2 separate regions of the Homo sapiens genome follow, and region 2 is linked to region 1. The links are chromatin contacts, found by Hi-C or POLR2A ChIA-PET in ENCODE. All regions are on one chromosome and are shown on one strand. Each heading gives the region's core, a stretch centred on a gene start or an enhancer-like site at or near the end of the contact. The rest is flanking DNA. Distances are from core to core; before and after follow the strand shown. Region 1 overlaps LOC105374764 (a long non-coding RNA gene). Region 2 overlaps EHBP1 (EH domain binding protein 1).

Region 1 (5,229 bases), core at 1,178-3,677:
TTGGGTTGATTGTATGCATTCTCTTTTTCTCTCAGGTTAGGAGCTTATGCAGACTACATGAAAATTAAGTATTACAGTTTGTTTGTAAAATAAGTTAGTGTGTAAAATAAGTTAGTTTGTAGTGATTAAAAGCATTAGCCCTGGTTAAGCTTCTTGTAAAATCCCTTGTTGTGACAGCCGGGAAAGTGAGTTAATGAAAATTCTGATGCTCTATCAAATCAGTTGGTCAAGAAACTTGGTCAGGAGGTCAGAAACATGGGCCCTGCCCGAGCAGCAAGTCACCATGACCCAGGCCAACCTGAGGACAAAGGCCTCAACTATTCCTTGAACCATGCTGATAATCAGGACATTCCGAAGAAACAAGTGATGTGGATTTCAGTGACGTAAGTAAGGGGCCCCTGAGGGTCACAACAAGGCCTGCCTCTTTGCAGCTGCAGCTGCTGCCCTCAAGAGCTGAGTCAAGGTGGAAGGCAGACCCCTCAACTACAGAAATGCTGCCTGATATTCATGAAAACCACCTCTGACTCCCAATACCTGTGGCATTCTCCCTGTCATATCTGAAATGTCTCCCTCCAGGGAACAATTATCCAACTATCTTACAATTTTCAGTCAGAAATTCTACAAGCAAGGAAACCACATGACCCAAAAATTATACTCCTGGATATTTATCCAAGAGAAGTGAAAACATATGTCCATATGAAGTCGTACACAAATGTTCCTAGCAGCTTTATTCATAATAGATTGTGAATCTGCCTTAAAGACTGAGGCCAAGTTTACTTCAAAACCAGAATTTAGTTTCTCCTCAAACTGTCTGCAGAGTTCCATCTTGGCATCACGAGGGACTCTTTTGATTAGAGAGGACAAACACATCCAAGACAGCTTTGGACCAGCTGTCACGCTCACAGATGTCTGGGAACCCCAGAGCATTGCCTCGCCCTGAGTTGCTACAGACACGGGCACGCTGTCCAGGAGTAGCAAGAACCTCACCAGAAGGCCCAACTTATCCTGGGTTCTCTCCTTTAAACATTTTCTGGCCTTACCATCAAAATCCAAGCATTCACGGTCTGAATCGCCAGAGCCAGGTTGCAGAGTGCAATGAGTCCCATTCAGCAGCACCCCATGCGTTACCACAATGCTTCGAGATGGGTCACGCTCTGCCCATTTTGCAGATGGGGAAATCAGTCCCTACAGAGGTGAAGTGACTTTCCCAAAGCCTCATGGCTGGTGGATCTTGGGCTGACATTGAACCCACGTGGTCTGGCTCCTACAGTAACTGAGGGCGTGCACTTACACGTGGAATGAACTGCTGAGAATGATCTAGGAGCTGGAGCCAAGGGGAGCAGAAGGGTCTGGTCCTGTGAGGACATGCGCTGTAGATAGGTCTGTCAGCTGGGCCAGGCTGCATTTCCTGTCGTGCTCCATCAAGAGCAGGCTTGCCTCACGGACACACCTATGCCCATCAGCTGGACTTGACACCTTCCTGGGATCCGCCCAGACTAAGAGATGGGATTTTAAAAGGCTTGAGTTCTAACCTTGGCCCTTTACAAGAATTTGCTGAGTGATTCCTCACAACACCCTCTGCAGTAAGTGCTGTTAGCTTCCCCATCTGCAGTAAGTGTCATTAGCCTCCGCATTTAACAAGGGGAGGAAACAGGTAGAAAGGAGCGAAGTGTTCCCCCATCTTCTGCCACCCAGCTAGTAGCAAAGTCAGATCTAACACCCGGGTCTTTTTCTGACCCCAGATCTGGGCTCTAATCTCTGATTTCTCTGAGGCTAGAGACATAAGCCATGAGGAAAACGTTGGTGCAACAAATGAAGGTCTTAGCTCCCTTGCAGTGGAATAGCCGTTCCTGGGTTCAGCGGCAAAGCAGTGAGGGTAGCTGAGGCTGCTGGAGGCAACCGCTCAGGCCAGGCCACAGATAAAAGTGAGAGCGCACCCAGTTAAACTAAGGCCTTAATTACAGGCTTCGTTTAGAGCCTAGCAGCAAAAGCTTGCTGCAGCCCCACAGGTGCTGGACGCTGAGGAGTTCCCACCAGCCTGGCTCAGCCCTCTGCACCCAGGCAGCCCACCCCACCCCCACCTTCCGAAGGTAGAACCACGAGGACTTCCGAATCAGATGCACTTTGGAATGTGAGATGCTCGGTAAGAAGCTCATTCCAAATCTAGAAGTTCACTGGTATCGGGATGTCCTTCTCAGAGCTTTCGGTGCACAAAGAAACGGACATCTCTGCCCCTGAGGCCGCTATTCCTCACCATGCTACCAACCCAGGCTCAGCTCTCCCTCCGGGGCCTTCCCGCCGCACCCAGCCCTTCCTCCAGGTCCGCGACGGGGAGGAAACCCGGCCAGCCTCCCAGCCCGCAACCGTCCACTCCTGGCTGCCACACCCAAGGCAGTCTCTGCCTTCTCTAGAGCGAGAGCGCAGCGGGCCAGGGGAGAAGTGGAAAGACACAAAAGGCTGCGGGGCTGGGACGGCGAAGCAGCAGCCCGCACGGCAGGGGGCTTGGCAGCGGCGCCCGGGGTCGCCGATCCCCGGCTCTCGGCCAGCCCAGCCCAGCGACCCTTTCCGCGGGGGATGCTGGCCCCTGCTGGCCGCGCGAGAGATCGCAGGGTGGCTATCGCCTCGGGAGAGCAGAGAGGCCCGGGACCGGGAAGCGGTGCCCGCCCCGGGAAAGGGGCTGAGCTCTCAGGGCAGCAGCAGCACCCGGCCCCCGCGTGGAGGTGGTTAGCCTGGAGGGGAGCTGGGAGAAGGCAAGGACGGGAGGACCTGGGCGCGAGGCCCCAAGTTCTGGTCCTGTCCCCGCCGCCACCCTGGTAACAGTGCTAGCTGCCTCAGCACCTCCAGGCTCACACGTGCTATCAAACGCCTCATATCATAGTTTCTAGAAAGGAGATGAGTCAGAAGAAAGAGGTGAGAGGTCTCTAGCATGACTGGCTCTGGTCTCCCTCCAGGGCCTACCTCCAGAAGACTTCCTTCAGCCTGATGTCTTCCTCAAGACCAGCCAACCCCGAACCATGAGCTGATGGGGCCACGTGCATTTCACAGGTTACTGACTGGGTGGGCTGAATGATGGCCCCCAAAGACAGCCAGGTCCTAACCCCTGGAACCTGTGAATATTACCCTACATGGCAAAACGGACTTTGCTGGTGTGACTGAAAGCCCTTGAGTGGGGAGATTATCCCGGATTATTCAGATGGATCTTAAATGTAATCACAAGGGTCCTTCTAAAAGAGAGGCAGAGGAAGATTTTACTACAGAAGACAAACAAAGCCATATGACAAAGGAAGCAGACAGAGAGAGAGATTTGGAAATGCTATGCTGCTGGCTTTGAAGATGGGTAAGAGGCCAAGAGCCAAAGAATGCAAACACTGCAGCTCTGGATGCTAGAAAGGGCAAGGAAATGTAGAGCCCCTGCAGGCTCTGCTTACCCCTTAATTTTGGCCCAGTGAAACTGATTTCAGATTTCTGATCTGCAGAACTGAAAGAGAATAAATGTGTGTTGCTTTCAGCCACCAAGTTTGTGGCAATTTGTTACAGCAGCCACAGGACGCTAATACATGACCCTTTACTCTCTGACTCTTGTACTCAGCACTTGGGATCAAACAGTGAACCCGATAAACCTCTACACCTCCCAGGGAAATTGACCATCTCTCTGTCTCTGGATTTTAAAAAGGAACAGCCACGTAGACATTTTATCAAAGATATATGAATGGTCAATAAACACATGAAAAGAAAATGCACAAAATCATTAGCATTAGGGCAATGAAAATTAAAACCACAATGAGATACCACTTCATACTCACTAGGATGGCTATAATAAAAGACAATAACAAATGTCAAAAGTGTGGAAGAACTATAATTTTCATATATTGCTGATGAGATTGTAACATGGTACAACTGACTTGGAAAATAGTTTGGTAGTTTGTTTGGTTTTTTGAGACGGAGTCTTGCTCTGTCGGCCAGGCTGGCGTGCAGTGGTGCAATTTCGGCTCACTGCAACCTCTGCCTTTCAGGTTCAAGCAATTCTCCTGCCTCAGCCTCCCGAGTAGCTGGGATTACAGGCACCCACCACCACACCCAGCTAATTTTTGTATTTTTAGTAAAGACGGGTTTTCACAATGTTGGCCAGGCTGGTCTTGAACTCCTGACCTCTGGTGATCCACCCGCCTTGGCCTCCCAAAGTGCTGGGATTACAGGCGTGAGCCACTGTGCCCGGCCAGTTTTTAGAAGTAATTTACCCAAAATAAGCACATACTCCAAATATATGTGCATATAAGAACAGAAGCTATGAATGTTCATAGCTGCATTATTCATAGCTGCCCAAACCTAGAAATAAATGTTCACCATCAGTGAATGAAAATGTGGTATTTGCAGTGGAATATTACTCAGCAATATAAAGGAACAGATTACTGTTATGCTACAATATGGAGGAGTCTCAAGAACATTACACTAAGCAAAAGAAGCAAGACACAGAAGACCACATATTGTATTATTTATATGAAATGTCAAGAGGCAAATCCATAGAGACAGAAAGATTAGTGGTTGCCTGGGACAGGGACAGGGTGGGAATGGGAATGGGAATGCTACAAGTAGGAGTATCTTTGGAGTGATAGCATTTTAAGGTTGGATTGTGATGGTGGCACAACTCAAAATGAATTTTATGATATGCAAATTGGACCTTCAATAAAGCTGGGTCTCGGCTGGGCACAGTGGCTCACGCCTGTAATCCCAGCACTTTGGAAGGCCAAGGCGGGCAAATCACTAGGTCAGGAGATCGAGACCATCCTGGGCTAACACAGTGAAACCCTGTCTCCATTAAAAATACAAAAAAGTTATCCAGGCGTGGTGGCAGGTGCCTGTAGTCCCAGCTACTCAGGAGGCTGAGGCAGGAGAATGGCGTGAACCCAGGAGGCGGAGCTTGCAGTGAGCTGAGATCGTGCCACTGCACTCCAGCCTGGGCGACAGAGTGAGACTCCATCTCAAAATAAATAAATAAATACATACATAAATAAATAAAGCTGGGTTTTTTGTTTTATTAAAGGCAAATCTAGGATATAGGATAATAAAACCTCAAACCTCACAGGAGTATTTGCATTTTAAGAGCGGGACCTTAAAGATTTCAAAACCTACAGTATGATGGAAAGCCTGGTGACAGACCACACCTGGGGACTATGGCCCAGCACTTCTCTGGATCATCCCAGTGGGCAGCCCTACCATCCTGTACCGCAG
Region 2 (5,229 bases), core at 1,884-4,383, 540 kb before region 1:
TGTTATTTAATTAATACTTATATAGCACCATAAACATGTTCATTATCTGATAATACCTACATGGTCTGAAATGGTGACTAGTGACTATTCACTAACAGAATTTATATCTTACCAAACTTATAAGTCTAGGTATAATCATTAAAAACATTTTTAAAAAATCATATGGACCAAATTCGTAATTATAATAAAGTTCAGAATGCAACTTGTAGGATAAGAAATGAGAAAATGAGATAAAAGTAAATCAGAGAAAGATACACATAGTATAAAATAGTTACATGATCCCTACATTTTTAATGTCTTGGTTTCATTTTGAATTTTGTACTAACTCAGTATCTATGAGTTGGATCATAAAAATCCATCTACTTTATTCATGGAATGAACTAGCTCAGCAATAGAAGTTACATTGTTATAATAACAAGATAAGTCTGTATCTGTGATCAGTTAATGTTGGTCATCATGGAGAGAAAATAAATCACTGAGAGTAAAATTAGACTACTCTGTACTTTGATCATACAAATGCTTTTTCTTTTTTTATATCTTCTGCACATCCCTTTTCTCTTACTCATTCACAGAGCAAATCTTTTATGATCATATATAGCATTTCAGGAATATAAGTAACAACCATAAGTAAACCCTCCAGAAATGGAAAAATTTTGAGTATTTAGATTTTAATGAAGAGAAGTGACATTGACTGAACCAGCATTCATGCCACCGAGGTACTAATTTTCTATAAGTTCTTCTAATACACTGAGAAACTATACTTTTTTAAATAGCTGAGATTACATTTTTGTATTGAAAAAGATCAAGATCACATTTTCCCTTTTAAAAGTAAAACTAAAGGGCTTTAACATAGGAAGTGTACATATATATCTACTGTCATAAATTGTAAGCTGCTAATATAAAAATAACTACCTTAATTTAGAAGTCAGTCACTGAAATATTAACTAGTTTTATTTTTAACATAACTCAAAAAAACATTTTCGGGTATTCCTAAGTAGCTAGTCCCAGACTGAAAACTACCCTCTGAAGGTTATAATGTTCAAATTTGAGAACCTTCTAAAGATTAGTAAAGAGTGAGATGCTTCTTTTGAAGGGAACCTTGTTTGTATCCTTTTTATTATCCCAAATGGGGATGTTTTACAGTCTGATTTTCATGCATATTACATTGTGATGACCAGGGTAAAGAAATACTGTTAAGAGGCACATGAGCTTGTTGGGTCTCAAATGAGCCAAATAGGTTGGCTAGGTATCTTTTTGCATAAGTGAATATTGATCTGTTTCTTCTGACTTACTAATTATAAATCATAAAATGGTAATGACAGTGTCCAGAGAATTACTAGTAGAACCCCAGGAAAATCAGAAGTTCACCTCTAAGAAGATGAGAGATGAAGCAGGGATCATGTCAGGTGGTATCTGGGAGTCAGGCTCCAGAGCCATCAGACTGGGTCTAACTCCTGCTCTCCCACTTGTAAACTGTATGAATTGGGCAACTAAGTTACTTCTGTCTCTAGGCCTCAGTTTCCTCATCTGAAAAAGGTGTTTATTAATAGTCCCAATTATTACTAGACCCTATCTCATAGGGCCTTTGTTAGAAACAACAAAATATGTGTAAAGCACTTTCCACAGAGCCAAATATCTAATAAGCATGCAAAAAATATTGGCCATTACTGTCATCTTGATTTTTATTTTTTGTGGGCCCTATTCCCTGCTTTAAAGCAGCTTTAATACTACATTTGATTCCTCAAAGGAGGAGGTAAAGAAACATTCTGAAGAATGTATAGAAAAAAGTTCTTTTAATTTATTTTCTTCTCTAAGTATATTTCATATTTTTAAATGGCCAGTTAGGTTTTTGGAACAGATACTCTACGAAAAGCTACAGTATCAGTATTTTTGAGAAGGCTCATGATCCTTTTACTCAGTGCTTAAAGGTTATAAACTTGCAAGATGCAATTTTATTGTTATTCTCCGCTCAGGAATGTTTTAACTTTTACTCTCAAAATGTAAATAAAACACTGTAACTTTTAAAAAACTCAAATCATTAGATTAAATTAAAACACTGCAGTTAAAAAGTTTGATAACCATTAAAAGAAAACAGATTGGGAATGGAAAAGAAACACCATTCATTATAGCAACACTATCTGTAGCACTATAGTAAAAGGGCCCATCAGCATTTCCATTATAAACTCCATTTTTCATGGGTTACAACATTGCTGGCACAGATCCATTAGCACTAAACTTACATAAGAAGTGTCAGCTTGGAATACATGATATTTCTAACTAATAAGTTTTGCTCTTCCCAAATAAGAAATCATTACAAAGTTAAAGTACTAGAAACTAAAATATTCCTCCTCAAAAACAGTTATACACAGACGTACACACACACACACACCATTAAGAGCTGAGGAGAAAAAAATTCACTTGTATTTGCATAGGGATTTTATAGACCCCAAGGTAAAATGGCAGAAAATACTATGCCTTGAAATATAGTTTTTGTTGTTGTTGTTGTTTTGAGACAGAGTTTTGCTCTTGTTGCCCAGGCCAGAGTGCAATGGTGTGATCTTGGCTCTCACTACAACCTCCGCTACCCAGGTTCAAGAGATTATCCTGCCTCAGCTTCCCGAGTAGCTGGGATTACAGGCATCCACCACCACATCCTGCTAATTTTTTGTATTTTTAGTAGAAATGGGGTTTCACCATGTTAGCCAGGCTGGTCTCGAACTCCAGACCTCAGGTGATCCACCTGTCTCGGCCTCCCAAAGTGCTGGGATTACAGGCGTGAGCCACTACACCCGGCCTGAAATATAGTTTAAAAGAAAAAAAAAAACACACACACTCACATACACAGCATGGCTGCTCAGTATTCAAACTATCACTGATTTAGGATTACTGAACAATTTTAGAAGGAACCAGACATATAAATCCCATAGTTGTTCTATCTGTGTCGTTGGTGCCCTTTCCCAGCTCCTGCCATTCTTATCCCTGGCACCTCCCCATCTTGTTGTATGAGCCTTTTACATTCCTTTCCTACTTTCTTGCTAAGGCCTTCTGCCAACATGCCAGGAGAAATGCCCAGCAATCTGGGCCACCATCCAGGCCCCACCCATCCTGCCTCCCCCCAGGATGTAAGTAGCTTCAGCATCACAGGGGTGGTGCTTAAAATCCAATGTTGCTCAAGCTCTGGGAGCCTAGGACTCAGGTCTAAAATAACTATTAGTATTATTTAGTTATATTTGGAATTAACAGGTTTTTGTGGGTTTGTCTGGCTTGTAGACACTTACAACAGTGTTTCTTTTGGAAAATGTTTTCTGAATTCTACCTTAACCTCACAACTCATTTAAAATTGAGTACAATATTACCATATGATTCAGAAATTCCAATCCTCGGTATATACCCAAAAGAAATGAAAACAGAGATTCAGACAGATACTTGTACACAAATGTTCATAGTAGCTAAAAGTGGAAACAACCCAAATATCCATCAACAGATGAATGAATAAACAAATGTGGTATAAACATACAATAGAATATTATTCAACCATAAAAAAGAATGAAGTACTGGTACATGCTACAACATGGATGAACCTTGAAGATATGTTAAGTGAAAGAAGCCAAACACAAAAGGACAAATATCGTTTGATTCCACTTACAGGAAATAACTGCAATAAAGCAAATTCATAGAAAAAGTAGATTAAAGATTCCCAGGGGATTGGGGGAGAAGGAAATAGAAAGTTATTGCTTAGTGAGTACAGAATTCATGTTTAGGGTGATGAAAAACTTCTGAAAATACACAATGGTGATGACTATACAACACTGTGAATGTACCAAACGCTACAGAATTATGCATTTTCAAATGGTTAATTTTATATTATGTGAATTTCAAATCAGCAAAAAAAACCTGAATATAGTCAGTATCTACAAGTATATAAAAACTGAAATAGCAGATAAAGTATATTTGTTCTGTAAAGAAGATGTAGTGGGGAAAGAGGACTGAGTCAAGAGCTAGAAAACCTGAAAACCTGGGTTCAAGCCGTAACTCCACCATTCCTAATGAGATCATCTTAAGTGAGTCATTTCCCCTGTCTGAGCCTCAGTCTCATCATATAAAAAACATGGGTACTATCTGCTCTGCTTAATTCTAGGCTGAGAATCAGAAAGTACACTGAAATGTCTAACATACCAAAAAAAGGTATTATAATAAATAAAAAGTTGGAATAAACTGGAACCCAAAAGAGAAAAGGATGAATGTACCCTTTCACTTTCTAACATCTTATCTCTTACTTCAGATACTAGGTTTTAGGCAAATCTTAAAACATTATTTGTGTTGGAGGAGGTTTAAAACAGTCTAGGATGATTCTTGGAGCTTATGAACTTGGGAGACCAACTCAGTTTTGGTCTAAATCTGCAGTAGCAGATCCAGTTAGGATCAGATTCTGTCCTGTGAAGTAAGAAATATAATAAGCTCAAAAGGATTCTAGATTCAACCTGTATTCTATGACTGTCTTTCAGATTATAAAGCATCTATGGTTGGAATGGGGCCATTTCAAAGCTTGACTAGTGATATGTTGGGTAGGAAGGAGAAATTGAGTCTATTTCAGTTAGAACCCTCAACAAATCAGGCTCCAAGTGCTAAAGAGGGAGAGGAAACAGGATTTATAGCTTTTTCACTAGTGGCACAAGTCTTCTTGTATAGTAACATTGAATTTATCCAACACAATCAGGGAAGGTGGTTAAGTTCCATTTGTTTGGAAAAAAAGGAAATCTGTCTCCTTAAAATATTTACAGGAAATAGTTAAAAATATATTACAAATATTATTCAGTCTAGTAATTATATGTTTAATATAGCTAACATAGCTAATATTTTCAAAATCCCTAAGAAACCCAAGAAAAAATGCAAATATAAAACAATACATTGGTTTATGGAATCATGCTGAATCCACACAAGTATATAGGTATAAGACTGAGCATGCATGCAACTTATTAGGGGAATGATATACATGGTCTACATATTCTGGTGTAGCAAGAAGGGTCCCGTATGATAGGGCTCTGGTAGCCTGAATTCCAATCTAAGGTCTACCATGTGGTGATCTGTTTGACCTTCTTAAACATTTCCTATGCCTGTCTCCTCACCTATATAATGAGAAGATTAAGTAATAGTTTTTTTTAAAAAGTATTTTTGGTTTTAAATTTTAAGCAGTAGAACCTTTTTTTCAAATAAACTGTCCCCAAAAGC

The links. A loop is a pair of places that touch in the nucleus more often than their neighbours do. ChIA-PET counts read pairs that join two places held with the same protein, here RNA polymerase II (POLR2A). Pooled maps may share reads with other maps.
Region 2: a map of sigmoid colon shows a loop between it and region 1 (2.4-fold over the local background). The contact joins two enhancer-like sites. A Hi-C loop is called at or near these places in 1 of 168 maps with a recorded cell type or tissue (sigmoid colon) and 1 of 50 pooled maps. POLR2A ChIA-PET finds 5 or more read pairs at or near these places in 1 of 52 experiments (OCI-LY7).

What each region holds. Positions count from the first base shown.
Region 1 is chr2:62,454,474-62,459,702 of GRCh38, reverse strand. The region is part of intron 4 of LOC105374764 (a long non-coding RNA gene); the gene reads right to left. It also overlaps a transcript of TMEM17 not described here. Among named protein-coding and RNA genes, the nearest start is that of TMEM17, 49 kb to the left of the region's middle. RefSeq lists a silencer at 2,315-2,874. Within about 2 kb of position 2,427, at least 26 of the 41 ENCODE cell types and tissues checked have a DNase peak (open chromatin) inside an H3K27ac peak, as active enhancers do.
Region 2 is chr2:62,997,980-63,003,208 of GRCh38, reverse strand. All of the region lies in intron 19 of EHBP1 (EH domain binding protein 1), which reads right to left. Among named protein-coding and RNA genes, the nearest start is that of EHBP1-AS1, 48 kb to the left of the region's middle. Within about 2 kb of position 3,133, at least 3 of the 41 ENCODE cell types and tissues checked have a DNase peak (open chromatin) inside an H3K27ac peak, as active enhancers do.